Regions from separate parts of the Homo sapiens genome. Here region 1 is linked to region 2. A link is a loop called in an ENCODE intact Hi-C map of the cell type or tissue named here. Cell type or tissue: sigmoid colon. All regions are shown on one strand. Each heading gives the region's core, and the rest is flanking DNA. Links, peaks and the distances in the headings are about the cores only. Region 1 overlaps LOC105373960 (a long non-coding RNA gene). Region 2 overlaps PER2 (period circadian regulator 2).

The links. Peaks named below come from ENCODE experiments on the same cell type or tissue, not always from the same donor. Only the 100,000 strongest peaks of a DNase experiment are listed, where the experiment ranks them.
Region 1: a loop joins it to region 2, with 4 times the contacts of the local background. A loop is called at or near these places in 16 of 110 quality-filtered maps.

Annotation. Positions count from the first base shown.
Region 1 is chr2:237,921,601-237,926,969 of GRCh38, forward strand. It overlaps LOC105373960 (a long non-coding RNA gene), which reads right to left. Exons shown (of 3, transcript XR_924046.3): 2 at 1,840-2,122; 3 at 1,286-1,457. Among named protein-coding and RNA genes, the nearest start is that of UBE2F-SCLY, 43 kb to the right of the region's middle. RefSeq lists a silencer at 2,123-2,332. In sigmoid colon, for the core only: a CTCF peak has its summit at 2,211; DNase peaks (open chromatin) are centred at 1,244 and 2,131; H3K4me3 peaks cover 504 bases; H3K27ac peaks cover 301 bases.
Region 2 is chr2:238,260,410-238,265,778 of GRCh38, forward strand. It overlaps PER2 (period circadian regulator 2), which reads right to left. Exons shown (of 23, transcript NM_022817.3): 9 at 5,103-5,181; 10 at 2,543-2,649; 11 at 1,782-1,935; 12 at 1,320-1,428; 13 at 419-544. Among named protein-coding and RNA genes, the nearest start is that of HES6, 23 kb to the left of the region's middle. RefSeq lists an enhancer at 3,374-3,874. In sigmoid colon, for the core only: a CTCF peak has its summit at 3,246 (motif pointing left); DNase peaks (open chromatin) are centred at 2,522, 3,232 and 3,862; H3K27ac peaks cover 1,532 bases.

The DNA of each region.
Region 1 (5,369 bases), core at 254-5,253, 340 kb before region 2:
CCCAGTGACCTCATTTAACCTTAGTCACCTCTGTAAAGACCCTGGGTCCAAACCCAGTCACATTCTGAGGTACTGCTGGTTAGGACTTCAAGATGTGAAGTCACATTCTGAGGCAAGGACACAACTCAGCCAGGACAAGAGCCACTTCCCCAACCATAAAAGTGTCACCCAGGGCAGTGGGCTTTTCTACCTGACCCAACACAGCCAATTTAAGCTGGAATGGAATTAAAGTGTTGTAATTCACGTGAAAAGTCATGGAAAACGGCACTGCAGTAAGGCATTGGCTACGGAAACATCACAAGATTGAATAAAGACCTGCTTTGCATCAACGCACATCATGGCACGTTCTCATTGTGGGAAAATGTGGTTTAATGAGGGAGACACGGGGAGGGGCAGAAGACCTCAGGGAGATTCCAAAGAGGATTCCCAAGCAGGTGCATTCACGGGCATTGGTGAAAGGCAGCAGGGGCTTGTCATCCCGCTTCTGAAAAATGGGCAACTCTCCACTGATGCCTGTGTTCCCCCATGGGGGAGAGTGGGGGTGGAGAGGGCAGGACCGCCAAACCAGCCTGCCGGGGAAGGTGGGGGACAAGGGCAGGAGTGCAGCCTGGGCCTGCTTCCTGAGGCCAACAGATGCCACCCCTGCAATCCCAGCACTTTGGGAGGTCGAAGTGGGCAGATCGCCTGAGGCCAGGAGTTTGAGATCAGCCTGGGCAACACAGTGAGATCCTGTCCCTACTAAAAAAATTTTTTAAAATTGAGAGAGAGACAGATGTCTGCCGGCCAGCCTCACACAGCGGGCCAGGCCGGAGAAAGCAATGGAGGAACAGAAAGGCCCTGAGCCCCTATGAAGGGGCCCATCCCTGACCTCTGCTCTCCTAGTCTTCATCAGCCTGGAGGTTATGTCCATTTTGCAGTTAAGGAGATTGAGGCACAGGCAGGTGACAACACATGCCCAGTGTCCCTGAGCGCGGGTACTAGAGCCGGAATTGGAAGCCAGCTCTCCGACTCCAGGGCCCCCAGTTCGCTAATGAGTCTCTGCTGCCCTCAGCACAGGAGAGGGTACAACCATCAGGAGCTGGGATTGGAGGAGGGGAGGGCAAGGGAGGCTGTCTGCCTCCAGCCACGTGTGCACTCAGGTGACTCACACCTGAGTGTTTGCAACTCCGGGTACCATAAACCCAGTGGGCCACCCTCTGTGTGACTCATGCCCCCTCCTGCCCAAGTTCTCCCGGGGCCACCCCTGCCCTGGAGGAGTGCCCAACACAGCAGCTGTCATGGCCGATCTCCTGGGAAACCCACCTGGCAGAGCCCAGCCCAGGGAGCCCCACGGGATGCTCTGGTTCTCCTCAGCACTCTCTCTGGCCGATCAGGTTCAAGGACAGCTCTCAGTCTTACCCGGGAGAAGAAACTGGGGCACCTCCTGTTTTCTCCGCTCTGCGTCTCAGCAGGGTTTGCTGAAAGGAGAGCTGCGTCTGCAAGTCCTGCACCTGTTTTGTAAGCCTCACCTGTGCTTCCTGGGGATGGAGTCCTGCCCTGGCCCGCTGTTCCCCAGGAAGGCTGGCAAGCTCAGCCCCCCAGCCAGGACAAGTTGTGGGAAAACCCTGGGAACATAAGGCCACCCAGCTGAGTGAGGAATCTCTGTGTGTCCCCAGAGCACAGCTCAGTCCCCAGCCCATCACAAGCTGGCCCCACGGGCAGAGCACCCTCCCACAGCCCCACTGCCCCTGCTGTCACGTTCCTGCAGCCCTGCAGCCCACCCAAGACTGCCAGGGGACCCTCCTTTCCTCCCAGCCCCCTGATTTTTAATTAAAAAACAATGATTTCCCAAACTGGTACCAATAAGCAGTGAATTCCTGTTGACGAGTTTGGAGGGGACTTTCCTAGTTCATAGAGTCCACGGTTTTAAAAAGATCACTGCTGTCTAGTTTTCCGGTCCTGGCCCCGTGGAAGGTCACGCGCAGCTGAAAATAATTTTCTGGATCAGGAAACAGGCCAGACTGACGCGTGCCCAGGCGGTTCCCTTGCTGGCCGTGGAAGACATCTGGCGGACACCTGGCTGCAGAGGCTCGACTTGGAGTCCAGCTGGGGCTCAACTAGGCTCGCTGGAGGGCAGGGGACCCTGGAAAGAAAACAGGGGCGCAGCTTGCCCTGTGGACCCGGGGCTGCCCAGCGCGATGACACGGGACCGCACGGCCCGCAGGACCCCAGACGCCCGCTAGGGGCGCGCGCGAGCCAGGGGAGCCACGAGGGCCCTGCGGGGAGCGAGCCCGGCAGCCCCGCCCAGGACGCCATGAGTTCTCCTGCTCTTACTCCCCTCCCTTTTTTTCTATCTTTTGTTTTTCTTCTTTTCTTTTCTTTTCTTTTCTTTTCTTTTCTTTTCTTTTCTTTTCTTTTCTTTTCTTTTCTTTTCTTTTCTTTTCTCTCTCTTCTCCTTTTTTTCCCTTTCCTTTCCTTTTTCTCCTTTTCTTTTAAACAAAAAGCATAGTCACATGTACAGCACAGAACAGCCAAAGAACATCTAATGCCTAGCACGTGGTACTGAAAAAAACTATTCATTGGCGTCATTAATTGTAAATAAATGTGACATACACTTCATCAGCCAATCCTCTATTGTTAGACATGAAGCTTGTTACCAATTTCCCCCTATTTCTTGTCACCTTCTTTTATTATACAAGTACATTGTAGAAAACACAGGTAAAAAAGGCCGGGCGCGGTGGCTCACACTTGTAATCCCAGTACTTTGGGGGCCAAGGCGGGCAGATCGCGAGGTCAGGAGATCGAGACCAGACTGGCCAACACGGTGAAATCTCGTCTCTACTAAAAACACAAAAATTACCTGGGCATGGTGGCATGCGCCATGTAGCCTGTAATCCCAGCTACGCGGGAGGCTGAGGCAGGAGAATCGTTTGAACCCTGGAAGCCGAGGTTGCCGTGAGCCGAGATTGCGCCATTGCACTCCAGTGCAGACAGAGCGAAACTCGGTCTCAAAAAACAAAGCAAAAAGAATAAAAAGCAAATGCAGGTAAACAAACCGTCTTAATTCCAACCATTCAGATAATCTTTAACATACATTTTGGCATTAATTTATACTTAAGTACATAGATGATAGACAGATAGATGCTTGTATTAAAAAAAAAAAAGGGGGGGCTTGCTGGGCGCGGTGGCTACACCTGTAATCCCAGCACTCTGGGAGGCTGAAGTGGGCAGATCACTTGAGTTCAGGAGTTCGAGACCAACCTAGCCAATATGATGAAACCCCGTCTCTACTAAAAATGCAAAAATTAGCTGGGTCTGGTGGTGCATGCCTGTAGTCCCATCTACTCAGGAGGCTGAGGTGAGAGAATCGCTGGAACCCAGGAGGCAGAATTCGCAGTGAGCCAAGATTGTGACACTGCACTGCAGCCTGGGCAACAGAGGGAGACTCTGTTTCAAAAATAATAATAATTATTAATTAATTAATTAAAATGGCCTCATACTCTTTTGTAAATGGCTTTATCAATTTAAAAATTACTTTTTTTAGAAAATGACTACACATTTTTTATAAGCTCTGAAGGGCAGGGGTTTCATCTGTTTGTTTACATTTTTATTAATTACTTTTTTTTTGAGACAGAGTCTCACTCTGTCACCCTGGCTGGAGTGCAGTGGCACTATCTCGGCTCACTGCAACCTCCACCTCCCGGGTTCATGCAATTCTCCTGCCTCAGCCTCCCAAGTAGCTGGGATTATAGGCGCCTGCCACCACGCCCGGCTAACTTTCGTATTTTTAGTAGAGACAGGGTTTCACCTTCTTGGCCAGGCTGGTTTCCAACTCCTGACCTCAAGCGATCCGCCCGCCTTGGACTCCCAAAGTGCTGGGATTACAGGTGTGAGCCACTGTGCCTGGCCTGTTTTGTTTATTGCTATTTATAAATAACGCTCTGATGTGCACTTCCATAATACAAATGTTTAGAAATAGAATATTTGGGTCAAGGAGATCCCTAGGCTCTGCGTAGCTGTTGCCATATCCCTCGCGCATGTTTGCATCTCCCCGACACACCAGTATTGATGCAAGTTTCTGCTTACTCCAGTACTTTAGCCAGAACTTTAGCCAGAACTGGGTATTAACTTTAACAGCTGGATCAGGAAAAGATGCTCCCAACTGCAGTTTTCATTACACACATCTGATTACAGCAAGGCCAATGTTTTCCCCACGGGTGTGGTCATAGGAAGTCTTCTTTGGTGAATTACTGCACAGGCCTGTGGCCCATGTATAAGTTATGACACTCTTCATAACAGCAGTCTGCCCCCGCAAGTTTAGGAACTTATGCACAAAAGGCCCCTGTTTTCTTGAGTATTTTCGCATGCATATTCATAAGCCAGTCTGTAGTCATTTTGCAGGGAAGGAGTCTATTTTGATCAGGCTAATTGTTTTGTATTTTTAGTAGAGATGGGGTTTCACCATGTTGGCCAGGTTGGTTTCAAACTCCTGGACTCAAATGATCCACCCACCTCGGCCTCCCAAAGTGCTGGGATTATAAGCGTGAGCCACCTCGCCTGGTCAAGAATGTATATTCTACCTCACACCATATGTGAAAATTAACTTGAAATGGGTCAAAGGCCTAGATGTAAGTTTAAAACTCTTAGAAGGAAACATAGGTATAAATCTTCATGACCTTGGGTCAGGCAATGGTTTCTTAAGTATGAAACCACAAGCACAAGCCACAAAAGGAACAAATAGATAAATTGGACTTCATCAAAACTTAAAACTTTTTTGCATCAAATGACTCCATCAAGAGAGTATTTCTGTGCAGCTGCTGAGGCAGAAAGAAAAAGAAAGTAAAAAGGCCAGGTGCAGTGGCTCACACCTGTAATCCCAGCACTTTGGGAGGCCGAGGCAGGCAGATTGCTTGAGCTCAGGGGTTTGAGACCAGCCTTGGTAACATGGTGAAACCCCATATCTACAAAAAATACAAAAATTAACCGGGCGTGGTAATGTGTGCTTGTAGTCTTAGCTACTCGGGAGGCTGAGGTGGATCACCTAAGCCCTGGAGGCGGAGGTTGCAGTGAGCCAAGATTACTCCATTGCATTCCAGCCTGGATGACAGAGTGAGACCCTGTCTCAAAAAAAAAAAATTATATATATATATATATATATATATATATATATATATGCCAGCACTCCTCAAAACTGTCAAGATCATAAAAACAAAAGAAGTCTGAAAAACTGTCACAGCCAAGAGGAACTCAAGGAAACATGACAACTGAATGTCATGTGGTATCCTGGATGGGCTCCTGAATATAAAAAGAATATTAGGAAAAAACTAAGGAAATAGGAATAAAATATAAGCTTTAGTTAACAATAATGCATTTGAATAGTGGTTTATTAA
Region 2 (5,369 bases), core at 192-5,191:
CCATGCAAGGCAATTTTTGTATTTTTAGTAGAGACGGGGTTTCACCACCTTGCCCAGGCTGTTCTTGAACTCCTGACCTTAGGTGATCCGCCTGCCTCGGCCTTCCAAAGTGCTGGGATTACAGGTGTGAATCACCGCACCCAGCCCACATTTTCTTCTTTCTATCCTAGTTAAATCTTCACTTTTGCTTGTTTTGTCTGTTTTAAATAATTTTCAACCAACACTTAGCTATGGTTTCTAGCTCTTTCAACTCTTAAGAGATTAAAAAGTCCCAAGTGGACAAAGTTTAGAAAGGAAGCAGCAACAGCTGCAATCAGGAAGCCCCTCCTAACTGCCAAAGGTTGTCTTGAGTGTGCTTTTTAACTCTGGAGGGACATCCACAAACTCATTTTCTCAGGGAGAATGGAAGGAGACGTACGGCTCTCCTCCGGCGTGAGTCCTCATGGCCGTTGCTGTCGCTGGAGGAGGTCTGGCTCATAAGGTGCTCGTGGGACCCGTTGCTGCCCAGACTCCCGTAGCCACTGGAGCCGCTGTGGGGGACGGGCTGGGGAGACAGCAGACAGCGCTACAGACACAGCCAGGGCTGCTGAGCTATGCATGTGGCCCCCTGCCAACACACCCTGTTTCGCAGAGAGGATGGCGACCCGCCTAAGGCTACATGGCAGAGACCAGGGGAGCTGAGGTTTGAACCCCAGGGTCAGCTCCAGAGGTAGACTCCTGGCCTCCAGCCGCGGTGCCCCGACCCAGACATGCAGTCACCGAGGAGACGGCACCAAAGGAATGTGTCCAACCCGCTCATCAACGCATGGCTGCAGCCAGCCACGCCTCTGTGGATGGGTTTAAAACAAACAAGATGCGATGACAGCTTCACTCCACAGTCTCCGGGAACTGACAGGCAGGCGCCTACTCAGGTGTGGGGTTGACTGCAGTGGGCCTGATTTTTTTTAGGGACCTTGAGTACAATGTCCCTCCCTTAAGTCCCACTGCTCTGGATTAGAATGAGCCCCCGCACCACTGAGAGGTCACTCTGGAACTATGCAGCCTGTGTCAGAGCACGGGGTCTGCACACGTCCTTCAGCTACTCACTCAGGGCTGCAGTTCAGACAAGGTCGAATGCAAGGCTGGAGAGAGCCAAGGGTACTATGGACTGTCTCGGACTAGCACAGTCTATGCCCAAACTGTCCCCTGGGGGATGTTCAGAGAATGACAGATGAAGCTGTCTGAGTGGGTGTGCCAGGACCAGGGTTCAGAGCCTATGTCCTCTGCAGGGGGCTCTCAGGCTGCTACCTGGGAGGAGGACATGCAGGCACCACACCCACCTGCAGCAGGAGCCGGTGGATCTGCTCTGTGAGCTCCTGAATGCTGGGGTGCAGGGCCTTCTCCTCTGTGCAGGGGTGGGCTGCAAACACGTCCTCATTCAAAGGGCCCCTGCGTGGTTTTAATTCATCTTGTTAGATGGGGCCCCACAGGAGGACCTCTCTGGCGTGACTGTATAGCCACTACATGCTGCCTGCCTGGGTGGGCCCTCTGCCTCTCCCCTGCAGCCCCCCAGGCTGCTGCCTGTCCACTCCCTACTCTGCTTGAATGAGGTCCCTCCCACTTGGGGGCAGAGGACAGGTCACCCCTGCCTAGCAGTCTGGGGCTCCAGATTGGTGGCAGGAAGCAAGGTTTCGGTCTTGGCCTCTCAGCCCCTCCCTATGCCATCTGTTGCTGGGAGGTGAGGACAGCCCGAGACCCCCGCCCAAGACCCCTGAGCCACCTCGGGCCCTTGGAGCACTCACACCCTGACTTTGTGCCTCCCAATGATGAAGGAGATTTTCCTGCTCCATGGGTTGATGAAGCTGGACCAGCTGGTGTCCAACGTGATGTACTCTCCGTTCCGGGCGCGAAACCGAATGGGAGAATAGTCGAAAGGCTGCCCGCCTGACTGCAGGACTAGGAGAGCAAAAGCCAGCATTCAGGGGAAAAGGGGAGCAAACAGGATTTATAGTAGAGAGAGACAAGTCAAGAGTCACTCAGGCCCAGGATCATTTGCAAACTGTAGGGGTATGAACACTTCTTCAAAGCCACTGCTTTCAACCTCCTGTTTTTGCTGTAGATTACCAGGAGGCTGTTTCCAGCAGGAGCTGTTTCATCCCATGTTTCACCTCTGCTAGTGTCACTTGCATCTATGAGGGCTGGGCTTGGTGAGGACATGCACTGTGCACTCCCCTGGCCTGGTGAGAACCTTCCTAGCCACAGATGAACTGGTCTCCCCTCCTCCCATGCGCCACTGAAGCCAACAGTAAACATAAGATGCTACGGACTCAGGCCACGGACTGAGAAACAACTGGCCACAAAGGAACTCACATGAGTTTACCCCTCTCTCTCGACTCCACTGGGCACTGCAGTGCCAGGAGGGAGGCGGCGAGGCGGGCGTCTACCACCTGCTTGTCCTTAGCTGATCTGACCTGTCAGAGCTAGACTGGTCCCAAGAAGCAGCCCCAAGGACACAGGAACTTCCGCCAAACACTTCAGGATGTACCATGAAAAGGGGACCTACTCTTTTTGTGGATGGCCAGCATCAAGGGCCTGTCACTAGGGTGGAGCTGCACGAGCACTGGGGTTTCAATCAGGTCCTGAGGTAGGTAGCCCAGGAGAGGGACCGCCCTGGAAGGCAAGCAGACACACGCTAGGATTGGCATCCAAACAGATGAGGAGATTGTCACTAAGAACCATCTTATTCCCTGGAAAGAGAAGATACACTCCAAACCCCACCCCCTCCCCCACCCCCGGAGATCAAAAGTTGGACTAACAGAACCAGCTAGACTTTTAATCAATAGCAAACGAAGGTTCACTGTCCAGGACGCTGAAGGAGGCTCCCTCTGCTGGGGCCTGAGTGCTTCAGCTCTGCGTTTCACCTCCCAAGAGATAAGTCATGATCATGCTTTTGTTTTCTTCCTTCCAGCATCTTTTTCTTTTTCAGTGTCATTCATTAGTTTGGCCACATGTGACCTGGCATGGATTTTTGCTTAACAAGTTTTGCCTGGGCCTCGGAAAACCCTTTGTATGTGCTTCTTTTCCAGCCTGGTCTCGTGTGACTTTGGCCTCAGCATCCAGTTGGTTTACTGTGGCTTCTTTGGAGTCTCGGTGGCTGGCTGGGCCTCTGCCCTTTGAGCTCATGCCTCCTCCCAGAGCTGTGGCTTTGCTCCATTGCAGGACGGAGCTGAACTTCAGCAGCACCTTCTGCTTCTGTTTGTGTCCAGCGCCCTCTGCCGGCTCCACCGACCATTTCTTCTCCCGATCTGCCTCTTAACACTTGTTGCATCCAAACCAATGTTTCCTCAAACTCTGCTGCTTGTGTAGAAGGATTTTCCCTGTGAATCTTTAGACCATGGTGCAGAACTTTCTCAAGGGCCTGGCGTTATTCTTTGATTTCCTCCTTCTTGTCTGAGGCTCTCTCTTCAGGCCTCATGTTTTCCTTTGGACAGGATATACAGAATGTTCCTGGCATCCGTCCCATCAAGGCCTTGCTGAAGGAGGAAGAAGAGGAAGGAAGAGGAGAGGAGTGGGGGAACAGGAAGGAAAAAGAGGGGGAGGAGGAAGAGGAGGGAGCAGAAAGGGGGTGGAGGGTGAAAAGAAGGAGGGGAGGAGGAGGGGGAGCCCTGGCTGTCCTTGGGCTTTGTGAGCCAGGCCACACACAAGGCTTCATCAAGGAGAGCTTGCAGGCTGTGGCCCATCATGCCAGGTGAACCTGTCTGCCAACCTCCCTGCACAGGGCTGAGCTGGACACCAAGTTGGCATGGGAGTGGGTTAGAGACAGTTCTCAGATCTCTGAAGGAAGAAAAGTCTCCAGAGGCTGCTTTACATATACGGCCCCAGGCCCTGCCCTCCAAGATCCTGGTTCCACAGGGCAGGGTGGTGTCCAGAAGCCTGCATCTGCAAACTGGCTCTGCCCCAGGCAGCCCCGCGGACACACCTGAGCCACCTGGAGCTGGAAGTGACGGATCCCTTTTTACCCATAGAGCCTCCCCAGGAAGCTGTGTGGCCCTGACTCCAAGGATGGGGGCCTGTGTCCCTGGGCCAAGAGTAGAGGAGGGAGAGGTCTTGATCCTCCAGCTTCTAGGTGACCTGGTTCATTTTAGGAACCCAGCACACTGGTGCTTCTTGGTCCACTTCCTGTGGTATCTTCTGAGGTCACTTTTCGGTGACTACTGCCAGTGGCCCACACATTTTTTTTCTTTCTATTTTTTTGAGACAGGGTCTTTTGCTGTGACCTAGGCTGGAGTGCAGTGGTGCAATCATAGCTCACCGTAGCCTTGAACTCCTAGGCTCAGTGATCCCCCTGCCTCAGCCTCTGAGTAGCTGGGACTACAGGTGCACACCACCACACCCAGCTAATTTTTATTTTATTTTGCAGAGACAGGGTCTTGCTACGTTTTGAACTCCTGGTTTCAAACAGGCTGGTTTCAGACTCCTGGCCTCAAGTGATGCTCCTATCTCAGCTTCTCAGAGTGCTAGGATTATAAGTGTGAGCCACTGCACCTAGCCGGCCCAAGTGTTTTTGGAGTCTTCATGCATTTGTGGAGGAGCTGGGAGAAGATGCATGGTGGGGGCAGAAGCCACTCAGAACATGGGTGCTCCCAAATCTCACTGGGACTGTTCGCACCTGCTACAGCACCCTGAGGGGGAGACCCAGAGAGAGGGACCCAAGTGGGGCTCTGAGGCATGGAGAAAATCCTGTCCCCTGGAGAAGCCTCTAGCACACAGGCTGGAAGATAGACTTCTGCTGGGATCCAGCCAATGGCATCTCCGGCTTCCACCCTGACACTGGTCCCAGGCAACAGCGCCTCTGTCTGGACCATTATCCACTCCGAATGGGTTTATATGGGAGAATTAAGACAGGCTCAATTAGATCAACAGCTCTCCAGAAAGCCTCAATTACACCATGTGCATATCTTAGGAAGTTTTCAGTGTAATTCCATAATTATTTCATTGCCTGTATATAATTACATGTTTTTGTCCATTATCATGTAATTATAAAACCAAGATGCAGTCTTGGCTTTGGCTAAATAGCTTTTATATCAAAAACATGAAAAAGGGGGTGGGTCAAGACCACGTACCTTTCATCCACATCCTGGAACAAACAATTTGGTGTATGGGTGGTTGTAAAAATTCTCTTTTCAGGAGGAATTCTAGGGGCTGAAAGAACAGAATATTGCACACATTTGTGATCCTAAGAAATGCATATTTGATGTTATATTAAAACTACCAGAAAACACCCTGTAGATTCAGAGTAATGAGCAGCTAAAGAAAAAAATTAAAACATGGACTCTGAACAACAGAGACTGCCACACTGAGAACCTTATGCTGGTTGTGGGATCGTTGGC